Linked DNA regions of Homo sapiens: region 2 is linked to region 1. A link is a loop called in an ENCODE intact Hi-C map of the cell type or tissue named here. Cell type or tissue: HepG2. All regions are shown on one strand. Links, peaks and the distances in the headings refer to the core of each region. The heading gives the core; the rest is flanking DNA. Region 1 overlaps UTRN (utrophin). Region 2 overlaps UTRN (utrophin).

Region 1 (6,872 bases), core at 966-5,965:
TTCTAATGGGGGACCCAAGTAGTGAATCTTTTAACCCTTCCATCTAAAAAGGAAACAGCTGACATAGAGTCCTGTCAGCAGGCAAGAAAGCAGGAAGGATGGCAAAACGAGCAGGGCTCCCAGGAGTGGTTTCCTGAGCAGTGGCAATTTCCAGACATGAGTCATCTGGGCCTTCATAGATGCCTAAATGGCCAGTCCCGCCTCCAAATTATTCATTTCACATTTTCAAGCTTGTTTTGAAACTTTGGTTTATCTCAGTTATATTATTGTTAGCATCTAGTGAAAATGATGATACAGCTGGATAAAGATAGAGATCGATAGATAGATAGATGATAGATAGATAGATAGATAGATAGATAGATGATACATAGATAGACAGAGAGATAGTGATAGAGATAGAGATCTATTTTTTTTTTAAACAGAGTCTCGCCCTGATGCCCGGGCTGAAGTGCAGTGGCGCAATCTCAGCTCACTGCAACCCCCGCCTCCCGGGTTCAAGCGATTCTCTTGCCTCAGCCTCCCAAGTAGCTGGGATTTCAGGCACCCACCACCACACCCAGCTAATTTTTGTATTTTTAGTAGAGACGATGTTTCACCACATTGGCCAGGCTCCTGGCCTGAACTCCTGACCTCAGGTGATCTGCCCGCCTCGGGCTCCCAAAGTGCTGGGATTACAAGCATGAGCCATTGTGCCTGGCTGAAAATATTATTTTTAACATTAAATTTAATGTCCTTATTTCTAACAAGATGACTAAAGAGCCTACACTATGGACACACACAAAAAAATCAGTTCAATAGCAACTGATGAGAGGAGAATCTAGGCCCTTGTGAAATTGGAAATCATGTACACATTGGTTTTCTATTTTTATTAAAATAACATGCACTGAAATACATTTTAATTTTAAAAATGCTATTTTCCTAAAGCCTTTTGATTGGTCATAGGGCAGGAAAGAATGTTATCTAAATGAACCAGAACTCAACCAGCACAGCATTTAAATATATTTAACACTGTAGCTACTCATTTAAAAGCCTGCTTTTTTATTTTATTTTTTTTTTTTTTGAGACAGAGTTTTGCTCTTTCACCCAGGCTGGAGTGCAATGGTGTGATCTTGGCTCACTGCAACCTCCACCTCCCAGGTTCAAGTGATTCTCCTGCCTCAGCCTCCCAAGTAGCTGGGATTACAGGCACGTGCCACCACGCCCGACTAATTTTTGTATTTTTAGTAGAGACAAGGTTTTACCATGTTGGCCAGGCTGGTCTAGAACTCCTGACCTCAGGTGATCCGCCTGCCTTGGCCTCCTAAAGTGCTGGGATTACAGGCGTGAGCCACCGCCCCCGGCCAAAGCCTGCTTATTATTTAAAGGTTTGTTTGTACTTTTCTTCTAGCTGTCTTCTGATTTCAATCATTAAGGTTACCCTAGACCCTTTGTAGCAAGACCCTTTGATGAAGACTAGCTGACCACAGAGACTCTTAATGGTGGGGAAAGAGAGAGGATTTAGTGACAATCAAAGGAAATCTTCGAAAGGCCACAAGCCTGCAATTGCTGCCCCTATGCAGGTTTTTGAGACAAGGTATCCCTCTGTTGTCCAAACTGGAATGCAGCGGCATGATCGTGGCTCACTAGTCTCAAACTCCTAGGTTCAAGCTATCCTCCCACCTCAGTCTCCTAAGTAGCTGGGACCACAGGCACATGCCACCATGCCTGGCTGATTTTTAAATTTTTTGTAGAGATGGAATCTCCCTGTGTTGCCCAGAGTGGTCTCGAACTCCAGGCCTCAAGTGATCCTCATGCCGCAGCCTCCCAAAGTGCTTGGATTACAGGTATGAGCCATTGTGCCTGGCCCGCGTGGAGTTTTAATTCAGGTCCCTGAGAGGTATTTTGATGTTGTGTTGGGATCACATGGTTATTTAAGAAAGAAGTAACAGTTAATGATGAGAATTGTAGCACACCAGTCTCCTATGCCACTTGTTCAAGAAACCCAATTCACTAAGAAAATATGGGCTGCTCCAATCATTTTGGTTTGAATTTGCTCTGCAGAGACAACGCTACAACCCCTTACCACCTCATTCACTGAAGCTAAGAAGGAAAACATTAAGAGGGAAAGAGTAATTCCACAAGAAAGGAAAACATTGAAAAAGAAAACCAACCAGTCTCAAAGTTTTTTCATAGTGACAACATTCATGCATGATATGTATGATCGAATAAAACACATCACTTGGGGTTTTTCCCCTCCAAAAGCTCATACAACCAGTACACACATGTATACATTAAACAAGATATGAACATCTAAACTGATCAGAAAAACTAAGTCACCCCGGAAGTAAACTTCAGCGAGAGAAAAGTGCACGACACTTTCCCTGCATGAAGTTATGCATATGCATGTCTCATAGACAAGCCTGCACTGAAACAGAAACCCCAGCACTCATACTGTCCCCCAAAGTACAAACGTTTTATTCTCCCCTTTCTCAGGTCAAAACTAAATATTTCAAGAAGTAAAATGCCTTTTTAGCCAACAGAGTAAATCAAATACAATATGGGATGAGGTCTACCAATACTCAACACCACAAAGGAGGCTTCTTCTCTAGATGGCAGTAAACAGCACAGAGTAAGCTATTTTGAAAATACAGGGAGGTAAAGTGAAGCATATTTGCTACCACAAATATAGGGATCCTGGAAGGCTTCTTCCAAAGAAACTAATAACTCTGGTGAATTATCACTTCCTGAAGAGAAGTGTGAAGCAGACAGCGTTGGTCTCTACTCTTGAGGGTCCACAACAGACGTGGCAGCAGGAAAGACAGGCTGTCTGTTCCCGTCACCAGCCTGGTCCTAAGCTTTGTTACTTAACAAAACTGAATGAAAGAACCCTGTCTTCATAGACGTTTCTTAAGAAAACCTCACTGGCTGGGAGTCGTGCAAGTTGACAAACTTACCTGGTAATCGCTTGCAAGCCTGGAGAGCTACATGCCCTGGCAAATCCAATCTGCACTTTTTCCAATGAAACGTGGTGGCTGCCAGGCCGCTCATCACCTACATCTGCTTAGATGATGAGGAAAAAGATGTGGAGGAAGTGGACAACAAAAGCAGCCTTCGAACTGCACACTGGGATGTCCTGTGTTATTTTGGGTTTTTTTTTTTTTTTTTTTTGGTGGCTTTTATTTTTCCCATGAGAGGATCTGACTAAACCTAACCCCACCTCCTCTAAACACCAGAGAGGAAGTTACACTTTGTAGTCAGTGAAAACTCCTTAGGCAGGTTTTTTGTTTTTTTAATAGTCACAACTAAGGGCCTCTATTCATGTTCCTATGACAGAGATTATAACTTTGCTTCCTGTTTTGACAGTATCAGCTGGGAAGGGGCACTCCACCCACCTCCCTACCCACTGCGTAGATAAATAAAGATGTTAGAAGGCGTTTGCCCTGGGTATACAACTGGCCTTAGGAGTTTCGTTACATATTAACTATACTTCAAAGAATAAATTGGACTTATTATTTCACTATAGTAGTTATACACACCTTGGGGAAGTAAAACTGAAAAGGATTTCTTCTTCATCCCTTAGAATTCGCTACTAGGGAAAAAATAAACTTAACCATATGCAGCTATAAGAGAAGAGGCCACCATTTAGACAAATTTTTCCAGCCTATTCTCTTTTGTGGTCACCTTGCTCTCTTTATTATCATTATTTTTTTTTCACTCGTCACCCAGGCTGGAGTGCAATGGCATGATCTCAGCTCACTGCAACCTCCGCCTCCTGGGTTCAAGTCATTCTTGTGCCTCAGCCTCCCAAGTAGCTGGGATTACAGGTGCCCACCACCATGCCCGGCTATTGTGTGTGTGTGTGTGTGTGTGTGTGTGTGTGTGTGTGTGTGTGTGTTTAGTAGAGACGGGATTTCACCATGTTGGTCAGGCTGGTCTCGAACTCCTGCTGTCACTTCTGCATGTGTCCACCACATACATGCAAAAAGCAAGGAAAATCATTATTCATATGATCACATCTACTTTCTAGTCCTTCTCTCATTCTTTTTCTTGCTTGTTGTGAAATAGAAATCTTCTACTTATTAGCAAAGACTTTTCATAGAATATGTATCTTTGTCAGGATACACACAGGTTTGAATTCAAAGGTGTCTCTCATCCTGCTACTGTACTATGATACAGAAAAGAGAAACTAACAGTACCTCCCCTATGCTCCTCCTCCTCATCTCTGCATTTTCCTTAGACTAGTAGCTGTATGACTCTGGCAAAATACTCTCTCTCTCTCTCTAAGCCTCAGTCTCCAAATCTGTAAAATGGACGGGCTGACTTCACCTGTCTTCTAGGACTGTCACAGGGAGGGAGACCGGGAAAAGCACAGTGATACAGATGATGTCCCATAGTCAATACCCATTGATCTTTTTTTGCATCAAACTTTATTGATATATAATTCATATATTATACAATTAGCTCATTTACACTGTATAATTTAATGATTTTTAGTATTGTCAAAGAATTCTACAACCATCACCACAATCGACCCCCATCCCTTAGCCCAAGGCAACCACTAAAATCTACTTCCAGTCTCTATAGAGTTACCTATTCTGTACATTTCATATAAAAGAAATCATACAGTATATGGTTTTTTGTGACTAGCTTATTTCACTTAGCATAATGCTTTTGAAGTCCATGCATGTTGTATTATGTATGGGTATTTCATTTATTTTTAAAATATTCCATTGTATTGATAGACCATATTTTATTATGTATTTATCAGTTCATGAACATTTGGGTTGTTTTTATCTTTCAGCTAATATCAATAATTCTGCTATGAGCATTTGTGTACACGTTTTTGATGTGGGCATACATTTTCATGTCTCTTGGGTGTGGCGGGTGTGTGTGTGTGTGTGTGTGTGTGTGTGTGTATGTGTGTACCCAGAAGTAGAATTGCTGAGTCATATGGCAACCCTATGCTTAACCTTTGGAAGAACTGCCAGACAGCTTTCCAAAGTTGCATCCTTTTACATTCCCACTAGCAGTGTATGTGGATACCCATTTCTCCACATCCTCACCAATATTTGTTATTATTTGTCTTTTTTATTATTGCCATCCTGCTGGGTATGAAGTGACATTTCACTGTGGTTTGATTTGCATTTCCTTAATGGCTATCGAAACCCATCTTTTATCCATAGCCCAAAAATGTCATTTCTAGAATCAGGACTAAATATTCAAAATACAGAACAGCCAGTGAGGCGTGGGCACCACCTAGTCAGAACGGATACTGGCTACAATGCTGAAGTGAGGTCCTGAAGGTGTCCATCTTTAACAGTGGCTATTTTCCAATAGGAATCAAAGACTTTCAACATTGTTCCTGGTACAGCTGTATGGGTTCATACCAGCTAAATATTGCTGGCCTTCATACTTCTATCTATAGTAAGAGGCTGTGAAAGAAGTTGGCCCTGCTTCCTCTACCAAAGGGTTCTTCTGAAAACTGGTAAGGAAATGAAATTCTGAATGTAAATATGACATTTCAATCTTTACAAATCAGTTCTTTCCACCTGTCTTTATGTGTCTTCCTCTGAAATAGAAACAGGCACAATAAAAGCAGCCTTTTGTCAGTAAATAGTCATAACTGTTTATAGGAAGAATTGTTAGACCAGATGTGATTTAAGATTAAGGATCTCAAATTTTGAAGGTAGCCAAGGAAGACAAGTTAAAATTTAGACACTAGCAACAATTTCTCCTTCCCTCTCAAAAGTGCAGTACTGGGAGAATAGTAATTATTCAAACAAATCAACATCAAAGAGATCTTTTTTTTTCAGACCTTACTGTGTTTGAGCAAATTCATGTACAATGATGTTAATTACCTTTTTCCTAAAACATTCTATCTTAGGATTTATTTTTTGATCCCCCCAAAACTAAACAGAACAAAAACTATACAAAGTACAACAAAGAAAATATCAGAAGGCTATTAACTTTAAAAAATAAAAACTTTTTTCCTTATTTTTTGATGTAAGGCCTTGGGCCTTGCAACATGTATTAATAATATGACTCATCCATCTTCTAAAAAATTTCCCATGTCCCAAGGCTATACTCTGTAATCCATTGTCTTATTTATTTCTTGCCGTGGAGCTGACTATGAAATTGACCGTTGAACTTTCATATGTCAAATAGAACTTTCCATAGTGGGAAACTTCTAAAACATTCATATTAAGCTAAGTGGAAATATCATGATAGCTCAGGAGCAAACAAGGTCTGTAACAGCCAATATAACTTCCAAACTAGATTCTATGTAGGAAAAGCAAACCATTGAACACACACAAGTGCAAAGGCTTCATTGAAGTTTCTGTAAACACTTGATGGTGAGGAAAATCAGAAGCTAAAATCAGTTTATCTGAAGATTCTTCTAAAAAGATCAATAGGGGGGCGCTTTTGAAAACTGTTGTGCAATGTCAGGACCCACTCTATTCACAGATCCATTCTTCTGCTAGATTACACGGTGGCCTCATTTTCTAGTTCTTGTGAAATCAATAGACCATTTATGTTGCAAGTATCTGTCTAGGGTATGCGCTTTCTTATTCAATCTAGTGTTGACAGCAGTAATCAAATTTTGTTCATACCACTAGCTCTATTATAGCTCAATAGCAACTGGCTGCCAGCCTAGGTCTACTCTCATCAAAAAAGGAAAGAAAGAATTGGAGTGGAGAGAGAATTACAGAACAAATTAGCTGAAACTACAGGAGGTAATGTTGAAGTTAGAGAGGGAAGCAAAGGAATTCAGAAACTAATCCTCTCTCCACGGAGGAAATATACACCCAGCAGCATCAGCCCCACAAAATCCAGGCAAGCTGACCTTGGCCATGAAGGGTACACATCTTCTTCATTCTTCCCTGTTATCTGTA
Region 2 (6,872 bases), core at 1,053-6,052, 310 kb before region 1:
AAATATCTAATATATTACTCAAAAGTATTGCACTCTTTGATAACTGATACATTAAAAGACTTGTAAATGTGAGTTGCTTTTATAAAAGTGAGCACATTTCATCATGAATTTGTGTTTGATATCTATAAGATAAAGTGTACTTTCCATTACCCAGATGTAGTGGCCCATGACGATAATCCCAGCTACTTGGGAGGCTGAGGTGGGAGAATCACCTGAGCCCAGAAGGTCGAAGCTGCAGTGAGCCGAGATCGTGCCACTGCGCTCCAGCTGGGGCAACCAGAGTGAGACTTTGTCTCAAAACAAAGAGTACTTTCTTAGTTTAAAGTCAGTACACAAAATATCATCTTGGTAATATACCTACATTTCTACAGTCCTTTTTTATCAACCACCTCTTTGATACATTATCACCTGTAATCCTGTAATTATTAAAACAAAAAATAGATGCCTCCAGTGTAAGCAATACATCACCAGAGAGACTTAATAAATTAGATGATGACATTTGAAGTAGTTGACATTTTCCCAATTTAAGCCAATGTGCAAATAAATTGTTCACTAATCCTCAGTAGGTGGAATATGCTTGACACTACCAATCCCTGTATCAGATCAACACTGAATAACCCAGGAATCTCTAGCTAAATAAACCATGTTTCAAACATAGACATAGAGTTTCATGAGAAAGCAAAAAGTTCCAGAACCACAGAGAAGCACAGGAAAACTCAGCAATGGACTCAAGAAAATCTAAATCTAAACTGCTTAATAAAAACCACATTCCAATGCCAAAATGAAGAGAGCTATAGGTATGGCTTTGCCAACAACTTTCAAAGGGTAGGACAATTTACAAATGTTTTGTACTTAAAAACTATATTTCATATAATTTGTTAAAAGATGACCTATTTAGTAATTTTATTAAGGCAATAAAAGATTCTTTACAGCTCAAATAAGAACTTTACATCTTACTCCTATAGTGGATCTTAAGGCACCCTTCCCACTAAAGACAATTTTTAAAACTGTAAAGATCAAGTATGTTTTCTATGTAAATTCTAACAGGTTTCTCTTTATATTGGCCAACACAAAGAACAAAAAGAAAAGAAAAGAAGAAAAGCTTCTTAGGAGCCTCTAAAGTGAAGCATATGGAAGGTCAATAGGTGATTACACATAAATCGCTACATCATGGCTTATTCATTACTAAAATGAGGAGTTTCTGGCATGGGGAGAAAAGTTTATTTGTTGTAAGCCCATTCTGACTCAAAGAAAGATCCAACTTATTTCTTGTGAAAGAAATATACACAATTCTCCTTTTCATAACCCTTCTAACTTGGGATTTAGAATTCAAAAATAAAATAGCTTCAAGACCCTAATCGTGATCTGAGTTTTCAATTCATTGTCTTCTACCACTGAAGTTCCATTAGGGAGAGACCAGTCCATACATTTCGACTTTCAAGTTAACATCAGCCTGCAGCAAAGTGTGTCAGCTGGTAGCTATTTAAGGTAATATACAGCCCTAAAGGGCAAAAAGTTCAATCTAAGGATGGAGGCCTGAGTCCCCTGATGAAAGGGAAAACTCTCCTTTTATCCCAGGAAGTTCAGGCACTATGCTTTGTACGCAAAGAATTATTTTTAATGTTTGTCTCTTCAGTATAATGCCATCTACTTTGATAATTTTACAGGTGGTCATGGAGAAATAAAAATTAGGATTCATAAGAAAAAGATTCAATACTTAATATATTTTCTATAACACATAACCAAAAGATTCCAATAGACATTCAAAGAGGCTCAAAGAGCTTTTTCTTCTTCAGGAAAATGGGTGGGTGGGGTAGGGGTTCAGGAAGAGAAATACCAGCTGATTTGCTTCTGAATTAGCCAACCAGGTGCAGGAGTCAGCCTTCAGCAACCTTCTAAATATTTAACAATTCAGACGGCACTTTATTAGGTGACTAAAAATAATGCCAAGACAAGTTAATGCTTCCAAACCATATTCTTCCTAAAAAATATGCAGCATCAGACAAGAGGGAAACAATCTCAGGAGGCCAAGCCTCAAATTCCAGATGTCTACTGACAGCACAAGCCTGTAGCATATGCAACTAAATCCACAGGGCTCTGGGAAAAAGGCTCTTAAAGGTTTTCAAAAGGTTTTATAAAGGTTTCTCCAGTTTTCTTCAGCTATGTAGATTTAGTAAATTGAAGCCAAAATTAAAATACAAATTTTAATAACAGCAACTAAAATGTCAAAACAAATCAAAATTGAAAGCGCCGTTTTCAGTCACAAGTAAAAAGCTGGTACTTTCCCCAGGAGGGCATTGTTACTATAATCTGAATACATATTTAAGGAACTGAACATTGGGTAAACACAGAGGAAGTTCAAACTAACCCCACGCGATCAGCTATACTTTTGTGTATAATACTAAGCAGTGGGATTTCTCTCATGCTTGGAGGCTAATCCATTCATTGTGGAGCTACTGCTTCAACTCTGAACCATGTCCCTGTCATCTTCTTACTTAGGAACCCATTCTGCATTCTCTGCAAAATCACACTCTAAACCTACTTCAACTCCCTAATCATGATCCATCTTCACTAATATCACCAATAACCAGTTAATACTTAACCACATGAACCACTCACACTTACAACTATGGTTTCCCACAAAAAGTCACACACCACAATCACACATTTTCTCCCCTCCAGTCATATTTACTTTCTGTACCGTTATCTCTCTTCCTTCAGATGTTTGCTCTGAGCAATGAGTTCTACATAGACGGTGAACACAGACAATGTATTATGCACCTTTCATGGAAATCAGTAGGCTGATTACAAAATGAAGAATTCCTTTACTTTAAGTCATTACATTTCCTAGAGATTATTAGAATCTGCCAAATTTGAGGGTAAGGGATAATTTAACAATGCCCATCAAATGTTAAAATGCATATAACTTTTGACTCAGAAATTCTATCACTAGGAATTTGCAAACATGTGTACAGACATATGTACAAGGATGCTCAATAAGTCCTACTTGACTTATTGAGCTGAAAACAATCTATATGTCCATGAAAAGGTAACTGGGTAAACAAGTTATGGCAGACTCACATAATGAAATGCTGTACAACTATGGAAAAGAGAGATAATTTCTTTTTTTTTTTTTTTTAAGATGGAGTCTCGCTCTGTCGCCCAGGCTGGAGTGCAGTGGCGTGATCTCCGCTCACTGCAAGCTCTGCCTCCCGGGTTCACACCATTCTCCTGCCTCAGCCTCCCAAGTAGCTGGGACTACAGGCGCCTGCCACCACATCTGGCTAATTTTTTGTATTTTTTAGTAGAGATGGGATTTCACCATATTTGACAGGATGGTCTCAATCTCCTGACCTCGTGATCCACTTGCCTCAGCCTCCCAAAGTGCTAGGATTACAGGCGTGAGCCACCGTGCCTGGCCAAGAGGGAGATAATTTCTAAGAGCAAATAATTAACCTCTAATATGTATGCACGTACATATCCTATGTATACGCCAAAAAGGGGGGGAGTGATATGTAGTTATGTACAGGTACAATCTATGAGATACAGATAATATTTCTGTAAAGATCTATAATACAGCAATAATGGCGACCTGGAAGGGAGGGACTGGAGAGCTGAGTGTCTAGAATGAAACATTTCAATGTTCAATCTTTTATACTGTGTGAAAATTTCACCACAGCCTGTGTTTCTATTTTCATACAAAATTAAATCATTAGATAGAAAATACCCAAGTAAAACACATTTACCTTCCTGAGTAGATACCTATTCCAAAAAGGGTGGCATCATTATATTTGAAAGCTAATGCTACTGGAGACAATTATTTTTGCCTTTAAAAGTTTCAGAAGTTTTGAGGTGCCAGATGGTCTAACACTACCAAACCAGCCCTCAATAGAAACAAGCTTTCTGCAGCAGTGGGCTGGTCAATGGTAAGCTTTTCTAAGGGACAGACAGAACAAAGCCTTTTTGTTGTCATAAGTTACTTTATAACTAGTAACTCCTGCTTACTTAAAGGACAACTTTGTGTCTAAACAGGCATTATATAACTCGAGCTATTCTCTTCCCAAGGAAACGAGTATCCCTATTGTCATCTAATACTGTGATACTACGGTCTAAAGTTTTTTGGAATGTTTATAAAAATCCATTGATAACGCTTGAAAATGAATGTCTGGCCTGATTTGTCCAGGCAATTGAAGCATCGCTTTATCTTTCAAGTAGGTTTAAGTGATCCCACCTAGACTGTGGCAGAGTGAAAGCGCCAGAGTCTACTAGTGTCTAAAGAGATGCTGCAATGTGAATAGCACCTTCGTACATGGATCTAAGTTGCAGAAGTGAAAAAGAAAATTATAGTTTAATCGTGAGGGCAGGTCTTTCCCGTGATTTTCTTGTGATAGTGATTAAGTCTTATTCCCTGGACCCTGTTTGTCAGGTTCAGAGACAGGAGGCTTTATGTGCCATGAAGGTTACTGTAACAAAATATTAAAGGAAATGAACGTCCACAGGTGAAGCACCATCTGACACTGACATCAGCCACATTCTTGTTTAGGGATAAGTTAAGCCACAGTAGAAGGGACTTTGCAATGTCTTGTCATCTCAAGCTCTGCATTTGAAATTGCTAAACAAAGGAATTTAAAGTACAATTTCCATCTAGAATTTAATCTGGAGAGTGTTTTAACTTTAAAATCAGAATATGGAATAATTAGGAAGTAAAAGAGCCTTTAAAAGTACAACACAATGGGGACTCAGGGGAAAGTGTGGGAGGGGGGTGAGGGATAAAAGACTACACATTGGATACAGTGTACACTGCTCAGGTGATGGGTGCACCAAAATTTCAGAAATCCCCACTAAAGAACTTATTCATGTAACCAAACACCACTTGCCCCCCAAAAACCTATTGAAATAAAAAAAAATACTGTAAAGAAAATAAAAAGGCAAGACACAAACTGGAAGAAGATATTTACAACACGCAAACTGACAACACTACACATTGGTATAGAAAAGACTATATGTAGTTCAGGATGATAAGAACTTAAGTCATCAGAACATAACTTCCTCACTAAAAATTGAGTCAGATCATTCTACTACTATGATAGTCTGAAAAGCAATACAGAAAATGTTTTAATTGTATGAGAAAATATTCATTGATGTTACATGTAAACTAGATTACTTATCTGTATTATTTCATCCTGGCCCTATAGTATATATTTCATGGGATAAAAAAGAAAGAATAACACTCTCGAAATCAAACGACCTGTGTCATGATTTCCTTTATGACACTTATCTAGCTGCTTGACCCTGGAACTCTTGTCTGAACCTTGATTTTTCTGTGTAGAATATTCCTCTAACACTTGAGCAAACACTCTTATCAAGAAAGACATTCACTAGTACTATATAATTGCGCATTTGTTTCAACACAAATTTATTGAGATTTAGATAGTTTTAGTTACAGGACAATTAAGACTTTCTTATTATTATATGTATACCAGAAATGCCTGCATTGACTTTTTCAGAGGTGAGGGTTCCACTAGTTTTCATATATATCAAAAAAATTGATAAAAACTCTAAAAATATATTATTATAGTATTATTATTTCGGTTGGTTTAACAGCAAAAACCGTGATTACTTTTGCACAAACCTAATATTTTGAGAGAAGCTAAGTGTATGATATTTTAAAATATTTCTTCATTTTTTACCACAAAGAAAACTTGTTATGAGTTAACACTGGTTATTATTAACAATAAAATTTTAAAATAAAATATAAATAGGTTACATAAAGATTTATCAATGACCAGTAATTATTATTATTATTATTATTATTTGAGACAGAGTCTTGCTCTGTCGCTCAGGCTGGAGTGCAGTAGCGCAGTCTGGGCCCACTGCAACCTCCGTCTCCTGGGTTCAAGCGATTCTCCTGTCTCAGCCTCCTGAGTAGCTGGGATTACAGGCTCGTGCCACCACACCTGGCTAATTTTCGTATTTTTAGTAGAGACAGAGTTTCACCATGTTGGTCAGGCTGGTCTCAAACTCCTGACCTTGTGATCTGCCCGCCTTGGCCTCCTAAAGTGCTAGGGTTACAGGCGTGAGCCACGGCGCCCGGCCTATGACCAGTAATTATTAAAAGCCAGATTGAATAATAAAATATTCATCACATCAGTGAAGCCATTCCTAAAATAGCAATGCTCTATTGTATTCATTGACGTATCCCCAGAAATTACAACAGTCTCTACCATATAGTAGACAACCAAAAGTCGTTATTGAATTACTAAATTATCTCATACATATCATCTCAAACAACTTTGAAACTTTAAAACAAGTTGGAATCACCAATTAATACACCCACATATACACACTACTTAAATATCAAAATATCTTAATATTTTTTGATATTTCTTGCTTCTTTTCTCTTCCACCTCCTGATATGGTTTGGCTGTGTCCCACCCAAATGTCAACTTGAACTGTAGCTCCCATAATTCCCACGTGTTGTGGGAGGGACTTGGTGGGAGGTAATTAAATCATGAAGGTGGGTCTTTCCCATGCTGTTCTCCTGATAGTGAATAAGTCTGATGAGATCTGATGGTTTTATAAAGGGGAGTTCTTCTGCACAAGCTCTCTTGCCTGCCACCATGTAAGATGTGCCTTTGTTTCTCCTTTGCCTTCTGCCATGATTGTGAGGCCTCCACAGCCATGTGGAACTGTAAGTCCATTAAACCTCTTTTTTTTAAATAAATTACCCAGTCTTAGGTATGTCTGTCTTTATTAGCAGCATGAGAATGAGCTAATACATCTCCTCACAGGATTTCTTCACGTCATCATTCCTGAATCCAGTCTCTCTGTATTCTCCAGTTCTGTATGCTGCATGACAAACCTAACTGAAT

Evidence for each region. A loop is a pair of places that touch in the nucleus more often than their neighbours do. Peaks named below come from ENCODE experiments on the same cell type or tissue, not always from the same donor. Only the 100,000 strongest peaks of a DNase experiment are listed, where the experiment ranks them.
Region 2: it touches region 1 in a loop (38-fold over the local background); 1 of 110 quality-filtered maps calls a loop at or near these places.

The regions. Positions count from the first base shown.
Region 1 is chr6:144,340,366-144,347,237 of GRCh38, reverse strand. The region is part of intron 2 of UTRN (utrophin); the gene reads right to left. Among named protein-coding and RNA genes, the nearest start is that of UTRN, 58 kb to the right of the region's middle. RefSeq lists enhancers at 1,203-1,703, 1,704-2,204, 5,058-5,117, 5,138-5,277, 5,298-5,477. In HepG2, for the core only: no CTCF peak of the experiment used is centred there; DNase peaks (open chromatin) are centred at 3,377 and 4,947; H3K4me3 peaks cover 393 bases.
Region 2 is chr6:144,649,853-144,656,724 of GRCh38, reverse strand. All of the region lies in intron 51 of UTRN (utrophin), which reads right to left. Among named protein-coding and RNA genes, the nearest start is that of SNORA98, 250 kb to the right of the region's middle. RefSeq lists a silencer at 2,578-2,872. In HepG2, for the core only: no CTCF peak of the experiment used is centred there; DNase peaks (open chromatin) are centred at 2,714 and 3,974; H3K4me3 peaks cover 1,886 bases.